Regions from separate parts of the Homo sapiens genome. Here region 1 is linked to region 2. Evidence: read pairs that join two places in POLR2A ChIA-PET (ENCODE). Cell type or tissue: OCI-LY7. All regions are shown on one strand. Links, peaks and the distances in the headings refer to the core of each region. The heading gives the core; the rest is flanking DNA. Region 1 has its middle 6.8 kb from the start of TODL. Region 2 overlaps CPM (carboxypeptidase M).

Region 1 (5,386 bases), core at 54-5,053, 100 kb after region 2:
AACAATCCAGCTGTTTCTGTCCCTCACTTCTGTTTTCTTTGCATCACTTCCCTTTTTCTTTCCATAAATCTTCTTCCCCCACGTGGCTGTGCAGGAGTCTCTGAGCCTATTCTGGCTTAGGGGGCTGCCCAACTCACAAATCATTCATTGCTCAATTAAATTCCTTTAAATTTAATTCAGCTGAAGTTTTTCTTTTATCAGATGTGATATAAGCCATCTCTTTGTCTTCCACAAAATATCTGATAAGATTGACATTGTTCTCTGAAGCTTTATGAACAGCCTTTGCTTGATGCAGATGTGATGTAGGCTGAACCCTGTTTTCAAAGCTGGAGGAGATGGCTCCCAAGGACCCATCACACCTGGGTTAGAGATAAATGAAGTCCAGGCCATCTTTTTCTGCTTGCCCCCCTTCCCCCACCATTATTTATTTTCCTTTTCTTCTAAATGTACAGCCTTGTTTTCTAAGCTTGTACCCTTAGTAATTATACTTCTGCTACAAAATACTTTATTAGGCCCTATAGGGGATCTAGATGCGGATATGATAGGGTTCCTCTGGAGTTTACAGGAACCTCATACATCATTTAGATGAAGCAGAGTTGGATACGAGGTTCTACTATGTAAAATAATCATTAAGGATATCAGCATTTTGGTCATTGCAATACTGCCAAGTTGGTGTTGGATTGTAACTGTGTCCAATCAGTTCCTGATTAACTGTTTTCTAATGAGCAGATCACAAGTGAAACCTTTAAAATATAAGTTGGTAAAATCCTAACAATGTGCTCTCTCATCTTACATAGAAACTGCTAATAGATCGGACTGTATTTTGCTGCCAGCAATATGAAATTGAAGCCGCCTCTGCAAAATTATAACTGAGACAGTGAAAGAGATCTAACCTAACCGACTCCATCTTGCTTCTAACCTTTAAGCTGTCCTTGTTCCTTCCTGGGCGTAGGCTGAACTAACTTTGGGAGGAGCTTAGTTTATAGTTTAAAACAAAGACGACAACAGCCCTTTTCCAAAACAAACCTTCTTCTTGCCTGGGGACTAGACTGCCTTTGTAGGACTAAGAAATTAGCCACAAAATTAGAAATTATGGTTTAGGAGTTATACAGTTGGAGGCTACAAGATTCTGACCCTCCCTAACCTACTCCCAAGATCAATGCTTGAGATATTTTGCAGGCCCTGCATTTGATGGATCAGCTGGCACCACCTATACATCGATAAACTGGCCCTCAACCAGGAACTGACTCAGTTCAAAAGGACAGCTTCAACTTCCCATGATTTCATCTCCAACCCAACCAATCAGCACTCTCAACTCACTGGGCTTCCCCACCCACCAAATTATCCTTAAAATCTTTGCTCCCTGAATGCTCTGGGAGACTGATTTGAGTAATAATAAAACTCCAGTCTCCACACAGCCAGCTCTGCATGAATTACTCTTTCTCTATTGCAATTCCCCTGTCTTGATAAATTGGCTCTGTCTAGGCATCGGGCAAGGTGAACCCACTGGGTGGTTACAAAATAATGGCCAGAGCAATGCTTTTGGATCATGTTTAAAATACTAGTAATTTAAACATGAATTTTCCATGTCTGGAAAATTTAGTGCAGCTTCTTAAACTTTAATGTACATGCATATAATTTGGAGAACTTGTTAAAATGCTTATTCTGATTCAGCAGGTCTGAGGTTCAGCCCAAGATTCTGCATTTTTAATAAGTTCTCAGGTGATGCCCATGCTGGAGGTTCATGGACCACACTTTTGAGTAATAAGGGTTTAGTGGATGGTGACTGTTTCCTCTCTTGCATTTTCTGCAGTTATGAAGAAGGGGAAGAGCAGAGCCTGCAGGTATGAGCTCCCGAATTGACATTTCCTATCTTTAGAGTCCAGGAAAATTGTATTGCATTTACTTTCTAAATATTTGCTTTTCTGATCCCAAGATTGTTCTTCATGTACCTGTATAGGCCACACTTTCGGCAATCCGAGGACTCACACAATGATATTAAAATAAAGTTGTTTGTTTGTTTTGGGTGAACCATGATTTTAATATAGCAAACTCAAAGGAGCCAGAAGACATGAGGGTTGACTCACCAGTCACAATGGTGTTGTCACATTGTTTATCCGTATGATAAGCCAGACAGCTATTGCAGGAAGCTGTCAGTTCACCAAGTCCAAGTTTGAGAAGGTTATTTTTCACTTGATATTTAAAGAAAGCAGAAATAAGATGCTGGGCCAAAAACTGTGTCAGAAGATGGGCTGGAATAATTTCTTTCAAGAAGCTCAGTGGCAATACTATCTTATAGTTGTTTATTGATTTACCATTACAGAGCACCTTCATCTGAGTTATATCATTTAATCTTCATGAAAACCCTAGGAGGTAGCCTTGAAAAAAAAAAAAAAACAGAGAAAGAAACAAGGGCCAAGAGATAGTGATTTGTTCAAAATCACTTGCTAGAGTGGATCTGGGACTAGAACAGAAGTCTTCTAGCCTAGTCATCTTCTTATGACAACATTGGTAACTATATCACATGGATGTTTCTGTTATGCCTTCTCAAGAAGGCATCAATAATTGATCCCAGAAGTGTTTTTCACTCGAGCCCTTAGCTTCACAATCCTCCCAACTCTATGCCCCAGAAAGCTAAAAAGCCACTGCCAAGGAAATGGATGTGGTGTGGGACAAGAAACCTATTTTCCTCCTGGCAACACTAACTTTTATTATCCACAAGGACTAATTACAAAGAGATCCACTTTTCTTGGGTATCTGTAAGAGGATAAGCATTCATTTTTCAGGTTTGGTTAAGGATTATTCATGTGGGGGCAGAGAATGACTCTGGAGGCCCTTGTCAACCCTGGAATTCCAGGAAGTTAACCTTATAGTTTCCCCATGCCATTGCCCTGATGTTACAGTGAGAGGCTATACAGGCTGAGGCAGGCTGAATTCTAAGATAGGTCCCAGGATTCCTACCCCCTGACGTTCACCCCATGTAACATCCTCCTCTTGGATTTGATTGAGACTTCTGATCTACTTCTGATCAATAGAATATGGTAAAGGTAAAGGGATTTTTGTAGTTGTAATCAAGGCCCCAAATCAGTGTGTTTTGAGTTAATCAAAAGGGAGATTATCCTGGATGGACCTGGTTTAATCAGGTACAGGACTCTCTCTTAGGTCAGACTCTCTGCTGTTGGCTTTGAAGTACACTGCCATGTTGTGAGAGAAAGGAGAGGATCGCCTGGCAAGGAACTTCAAGTGACCTTTGGAGCTGAGAGTAGCCCCTGGCCACAGCCAGCGAGAAAAGGGACTTCAGTCATATGAACACAAGGAAATGAGTTCTACCTGTGATCTTTGGAAGCAGATCTTTCCCAGTTGAGCCCCCCAGATGCAAATGTAGCCTGGCTGACACCTTGCTTGCAGTCTTGGGAGACCCTAAGCAGAGGGCCCAGTTAAGCCATGTCCGGCTTCTTGACCCACAGGAACTGTGGAGTAGTAAAAGGGTGTTGTTTTAAGCTGCTAAATTTGTGATAACTTTTTATGCGGTGATAGAAAACTAACTCACATGCCTTTTATTACATCTCGCTTAAATCTTAATCTTGCCTCTATTTCTCAATTGTGGATGTATTTACCTATTCAAAATGTAAGGTAGGCCGGGTGTGGTGGCTCACGCCTGTAATCTCAGCACTTTGGGAGGCCAAGGTGAGCAGATCACTTGAGGTCAGGAGTTTGAGACCAGCTTGGCCAACATGGCAAAACCCTGTCTCTACTAAAAATACAAAAATTAGCCAGGCGTGGTGGCGCGTGCCTATGATCCCTGCTACTCCAGAGGCTGAGGCAGGAAAATCGCTTGAATCCTGGAGGTGGAGCTTGCAGTGAGCTGAGATCGCACCATAGCACTCCAGCCTGGGCAACAGAGTGAGACTCTGTCTCAAAATAATCATAATCATAATCATAATCATAAAAAGGTAAAGCTCATCTAGACTTAATTTTGTCTGAACTTGACAACAACAGGACCATCAAGGAGGCAGAATCCTTCCCTGGAAAAAGGGGAAGACTTCATGTCACCACATTTCTACATATCCCCACATTTCTGAATGCTATTGTAGCCAAGCTGACAGCTGACCATGAAATCAGTACAAACACAGAACAATCCTTACACATTACCGTGATTTTCCAACTTTTACCAAAAACCACTAAGGCAAAAATGCCATTTAATGGTATGCATTCTGGGCAGTACTGCTTGAAAGTCCTGTTGGAGTAGGCAATGAAACTTGACTTAATATCTTGGTAATTAAAACTAAATTCTAAATTTTCTTTAGTAGGACTTCCTAGCACAATGTGGGCTGAGGGAATCCATCCATTCACTTAATCATTTAATGTTGACTATGAGGCCACACACAGTACTGGGCAGCAGGAATACAATGGTGATTAAGACAGGATACTTACCCTCGAGTTGCTAGAGGAGAAGACAGGCAGGTAAACTGATAATTACAAATCAATACAATTGAAAAGGGCTATGTGACAATCAGGAGACTGGAAGAAAAACTTGTCTCCAAAGATCACTATACTGAAATGTATTGTTTACCTTTGTCTATTGCTATTACTATTCTTTACATTCCAGATGTTTAGCACTGTCTGCATATCATAGGTACTCAATACTGTATTGGAACTAAGACAACATTAATTAAGATCATATAATTTTATATCTCACCTAAAAGAAAAAAAATGTTGCTAATGAAACTTTGGCATACCAGAGTTCCTAAACAGATTCTGGTTTCAGAAACGTTTAAGTGTAGAGGGAAATGCTCACCTTAGAATTGATTTATAGTATGTAATCACTGAACTCTTTTATTGGATTTCTAGGGCAAGTATGGAAGGAACAAATAGAGATGTCAGAGTGGATACCAGAAATAAAAGGTATGCTGTCGGCATGTCATCTAGCACTGCACACTGCTGACTCAAACCAGATTATCAAAGGAGTGACCTCCCAAGTTCTCACTGTAAGACAGACAAAGCCATGTGAGACGTCTTTAAACAGTTCTAAAAGTTGCAAGGTCCTAAAGCTATGAAAGAATGCAAGATCCCATAAAGTTTAACATTTTTTAGTTATTAGATAGAAAATACATTCACTTATCTTCTTAGAATCTCATCTAGTTCAGAGGTCGTTAAAGTTAAACAAATAGCCGAGCATGGTGGCTCATGCCTGTAATCCCAGCACTTTGGGAGGCCAAGGCAGGAGGACCCCTTGAGCCGAGGAGTTCAAGGTCAGCCTGGGCAACATAGCAAGACCTCGTCTCTACAAAAAATCAAAAAATTAGCTGGTTGTGGTGGTGCATGCCTGTGGTCCCAGCTACTCAGGAGGCTGGGATGAGAAGATGGCTTGGACAGGGGAGGTTGA
Region 2 (5,386 bases), core at 228-5,227:
CCAGGTAAATCATGGCCATTCCCTAAGGCCCAGGTCATCTTCTTAGTAAAGACCTCAGTGGTGGGTTGTATTATTGGTTGCCCAACATCTGGTGCCCTAATGAACTCAGGCATATCATGTGACCTGCTCTGGCCAGTGAAATGTGGGCAGAAATGGTAATGTACCACTTCTGGGCAGAGCTTTAAGGGCTGATGCATGATTTGCCATCTCCTTTCCCTCTGACATAAGACAGGCAATGATTGGATAGAGGGTGCTCTGTCAGCTTCGGTCCTGGAGGGAAGGTGACAGGGAGCAGAGTCACAACTGTTCAATAATGGACATATGAGTGACATCTAAATCTTTATTTTTCTGTTATAAGCCATAGCAATTTGTGGGTCTTCTATTTCTGCAGTACAGTCCAGCCCTTTTCATATGACACTGCTTCCATAACCAACCCAAACCAAAATGACTTTCCCTCTAGTGAGTGTTCATTATACTTATTGCTGATACCTGTGCTTTTTCAGATAGGGGTTCCCAGAACCATAAAATTTTGTGGAGGTGGCCCAGAAGTAAAGAAATCTTAGAAAATGTGTTTTAGGCCAGACACAGTGGCTCACGCCTGTAATCCCAGCACTTTGGGAGGCCGAGGCAGGTGGATCATTTGAGGTCAGGAGTTCTCTGCAAAAAGTACAAAAATTAGCTGGGTGTGGTGGTGTGCCATGAATACACTCATTTCTATTTCTGACATCACTTTCATGCTTTGACAAAATGAAGTCCAAATGAAAACATGTTGTTGAGTAAACTTTCCTTTGTTTGGGTGATTGATCATATGTGAACTGGATCCCATGGCTCTAACTGCTTTTCCTTCAATGACTCCCCATGGCATTGAGATGGCACCTGATCCCCTCAGCATGCACACCAGACCTCTTGGGATCTGTCTTCTTCCTGCCTTGGGTTTCCCACCCCAATCCCATACACCAGGCCCTAGCCATTCTTCTTTATGTGTAGTTCCCAAAGGAGGTAACTCCCTGCCTTGACACCTTTAATACCTGCTCTTTCTTCTGCATGGATAGTCCTTAGCCCACCCCATCAAAGCGGCCAACCTCCCCTTGCCTTTTCAAGGCTCAGCTAAAAGCCTCCTGCCATCCAACACCTTCCTGATCCTTCTGCTCAGCCCCATCCCCTACCACCCTAAGTTAGATGCTTCCTTTGAACTTTCATAGATAGTACCCCTGCAACCCCTCTCCTATCATTTATTGAAACCAAAGGTTTTCCTGCAAGCAAGGGATTTTGTATCTCTGTGCTTGCAAAATCTGGTGTAGTGTCTGGCATATACATAGCAAATGATTGATAAATGTTTGCTGAGTGAATGGATGATTGGATAAATTAACAAACAAACCTGAGGAAGCTCACTTGGAGTCCGAGTCACCTTTGGTCCGGGGATTAGATGAAACTGTTTTCCAGTATTGATGGAAAAGTCCATAGTTAGTCTATGAGGTGCCATCCTGGGTGGGCTCTGGAAAGAACCCAGTTTTCTAGATCAAATCAAGAGTCAATGCACCTTCTTGGAATATTTCCATGCAAGAAAGTGCCAAGATCCAAACCAAATGTCTGGTTTCAAGTTAGATTCTTCCAACATTATGGGGAGATAGAGTTGCATTTGCTTACATGTTCATCCCCATAGTATTAAAGTTTTGATATTATACCCAAGAAATGTAGATGTTAGGTTCCATTTCATTTCTTCCTGAATAGGTGAATGGGGAGGTTTGGGAATTTCAGTTCCTAAATTAGGGACAGTTACGTTTTTAATTGAAAAAAAAAAATAGAGGAAAAATCTGAAGCTGCATTGGGTTGCAATAAATTTTCTTTTTTTTCTTCAAGACAGTCAAGACTCCCAGAGAAACAGAACAGCTTGTCTCATTAATCACTAACCATCAACAAAAAACAGGAAGACGGTAGGAAATTCCTCTGCCTTTCTCCTCTTGCAACCCCACCTTCTCTATTCCTCCCACTCCATTCCCAGGTCAGAGACTCATAAACCTGTCCTGCTTCCTCTAAACATTTAAATTTTTAACCTATAAATTATAAGACATTTTTAAGAATGGAGTTTTAAAAACTGGACATAATTATCATGCCCCAATCATTATAATTCTTCCATGTTCCCCTTTAGGTTTTTTTTTTTTTTTCCTCCATATAGCTACAGGAAACTTGTTTTTAAATCCCCAAAGTGAAAACCTCTAGGGACCTCATACTATAAAAAGCTGAGAACTTCCCTTTTTGGTCCCTTGAGGAAGAGGTCAAACATAACCAGATCATCTTTTTGAAGGACAATTCAGCTGTACTAAGAGCGAGATCGAGCATTACCTTAAAGTACAAATGAATACTTAAAGAGATTTCTTGGCCAAGGTGGGCAGATCACAAGGTCAGGAGTTCCAGAGCAGCCTGGCCAATATGGGGAAACCTCGTCTCTACTAAAGTTACAAAAAATTAGCCGGGCGTGGTGGTGTGTGCCTGTAATCCCAGCTACTCAGGAGGCTTGGGCAGGAGAATCGCTTGAACCCGGGAAGCAGAGGTTGCAGTGAGTGGAGATCGTGCCATTGCACTCCAGTCTGGGTGACAGAGCGAGACTCCGTTTCAAAAAAAAAAAAAAAAAAAGGCACAATCATTACAACTAGCACTATACAGTTATTGTCCATTTGAGGTTTCTTTTTTTACAGTATGTCATGGACATTCCGGTTCAGTGTTGAGGTTTTGTTTCTTGCTGCCCTATTGGTCTCACTCCGTCAGCCAGGCAGGAATGCAGTGGTGCAATCATGGCTCACTATAGCCTTGACCTCCCAGGGCTCAAGTCAGCCACCTCAGCCTCCTGAGTATCTGGGACTACAAGCATGGACCACTACGCCTGGCTAATTTGTGTATTTTTTTTTTTTTTTTGTAGAGATGGGGTTTTGCCATGCTGTCTAGGCTGGTCTTGAAATCCTGAGCTCAAGCAATCCACCCACCTCAGCCTCCCAAGATGTTAGGATTACGGGCATGAGCCACTGTGCCTGGCCTGGTGTTCTTATTTGTTATGAGTGCCTGCAGGTGTCACAGAGCTGTAATTTAAGAAGAGGTTAATTCAGACCCCTTTTGACCCCAGAAAAGACAGTTTGTTGGAGGTCTGCACAGCCCTATTGTCTATTTATTGCTACCATAAGAACTCATCCTTTAGTGGCAAGGAATAATGGCAATTAATTTACTAGTTTCCCCATAAGCTACTGTGGAGAAGAAAGGCTTTTCTTTCAGTCATCCTACTTCCTGAGTTTTACCCTAAAAAGCTCTCATTCTAAAGTGAAGCAAGTGAGAGTCCAGAGTGAAGGATGCTTAGCTCCCAATAGCAGGAGAGGCCTTGAAGTTACCAAAATTAGGTTCCCTAACCGGAACATTTGGTGGATTAACAAAGGTGGACTACTTCTCACTAGTATCACTGTTTTGAGATTTAAATCTCAAAAATAGATCAGTAGTTTAGTAAAGACATCAAAACCAGCATTGAGCAGCACGTCACCTGCCTGAACACAGCATGTGAGATGAGATGATATACAGTATCCTCTTCAGGGCATCTGACATAATGATGAAATGTGCAGGTTCCAGAATCAAAGTGTCAGAGCTAAAACCCAGCTCTGTCACTTACTAGCCATGTGGTATTGGGCAAATTGCTTAATCCCTCTAAATGAATCAGTTTCCTCATCCATATTATGGGATTAACGGTACTTACCCTCATGGGGTTGTTGTGCTATCTCATTTAATTCTTACAAGCTTTAAAAATAGTGCCAGAAACATTGTAAGCACGTGTTTGTTTGAGGGCCTCAGGTGTACAAATTGGCTGATGACAAACTACTGGCCCTAGCAGATGATGTAGTATCAGACCAATTAAAGACAAATTTTCAATATAAACAGTGTACATAACATAGGGATAGACTGCCAATTTGTTATGCCAAGAGACAGCAGAAATGTATGTGCCAGAAGATCTGCACATCAGGTCAAATAGACTACCACTCACTGAAGTTAAAAAGAAAACTGGAGTGTGGATTCAGAAAGTGGAAGGGGCTATTTTGAGAGAACATGTCCTTCAAAATGTATTAGCACAAAAACTGTCACAAACATTCACACCACCAAGCATCAGGTAAATTACTTTTTCAACTCCAAGGACTGAATCTCATTCAGAATTCCCAGGCCCTAACAGCAGAGGACAGTGCTGAACTGGGAAGCCGCATGTTGCCATGAGGGCAGGGCAGAAAGCCAAGTCACCTCTGTTAACTGTGTTGAATCATTAACCATAAACACATTTTTCACAACATTTTCTTTCATGGCCTGTTCTCAAAATTATTGAGGACATCGTGTAGATTTTGACTATCTCAATGTTAATGAGCCTGGAAAGCATGTTAAGAATTTCCAGTCTGGTGCTGTCATGGAGAGACTCCAACTCATCACTGTAAGAGGGCAAGCCAAGAGCTTGTAGACAAGGAAATGGTTCATTAGGAATCAACCAATGACATAAAATTGGTTCAATATGAATCGGTCAATGCCAAAAAAAGGCAGGGGAACTGTCCTAGATTGTGAGACTGTAGACGATGGGTGAGCCTTGCTTGATTTGATTCTGGGAACTACTGGAGAACTTTAAAAATGCAGTATGTTGTTGGATATTACTGAGTTATTATTTTTAGTTTAATAATGATGTGTCATGATTAGGCAGTAAGAAGTCATGCTTAGGAGATGCATATTGGTGTTTTTTGGGATGATGTGACATGCCATTTATCACTTCTAATGGTTCAGTAAAATCAACAGATGGAGCTCATGAGAGAGATAAAGCAAATGTGGCAAAATATTAACAACTGGTGGATGTATATGAATAATGTGTGAGTGCTTATTTTACTATTTTTGTATTTTTTTCTATAGGACTGAAAATTTTCTAAATAAAAAGCTGGAGGGATCAAGAGAATGAAAAGGTAAGCCACAGACTTGGAGAAAATGTTTGCAAAAGACATGTCTGATGAAAGAGTTATCCAAAATACAGAAAGAATTCTGAAAACCCAACAATAAGAAAATAAACAACTCAATTAAAAAATGGACAAAAGATGGAAACAGCAGGCATTTCACCAAAGAAGATAAACAGAGGGCAAATAAGCATATGAAAAGATGTCATCATATGTCACATCATATGTCATCAGGGAAAGGCAAATTAAAACAACAATGAGATATCAATGCATTCCTATTAGAATGGCAAAAATTCAGAACACTGACAACACCAAATACTGGCGAGGATGTGGAGCAACAGGAACTCTCATTCATTGCTGGTGGGAATGCAAAATGGCCAATTTGGAAAGCAGTTTGCAAGTGTCTTACAAAACTAAACCTACTCTTGCCATAT

The links. ChIA-PET counts read pairs that join two places held together with the same protein. Peaks named below come from ENCODE experiments on the same cell type or tissue, not always from the same donor. Only the 100,000 strongest peaks of a DNase experiment are listed, where the experiment ranks them.
Region 1: POLR2A ChIA-PET joins it to region 2 with 11 read pairs; 3 of 35 experiments call an interaction of 5 or more read pairs at or near these places.

Annotation. Positions count from the first base shown.
Region 1 is chr12:68,998,189-69,003,574 of GRCh38, forward strand. No RefSeq gene overlaps it. Among named protein-coding and RNA genes, the nearest start is that of TODL, 6.8 kb to the right of the region's middle. In OCI-LY7, for the core only: no CTCF peak of the experiment used is centred there; no DNase peak of the experiment used is centred there.
Region 2 is chr12:68,895,122-68,900,507 of GRCh38, forward strand. All of the region lies in intron 2 of CPM (carboxypeptidase M), which reads right to left. Among named protein-coding and RNA genes, the nearest start is that of CPM, 35 kb to the right of the region's middle. In OCI-LY7, for the core only: no CTCF peak of the experiment used is centred there; a DNase peak (open chromatin) is centred at 2,250; H3K4me3 peaks cover 1,096 bases; H3K27ac peaks cover 505 bases.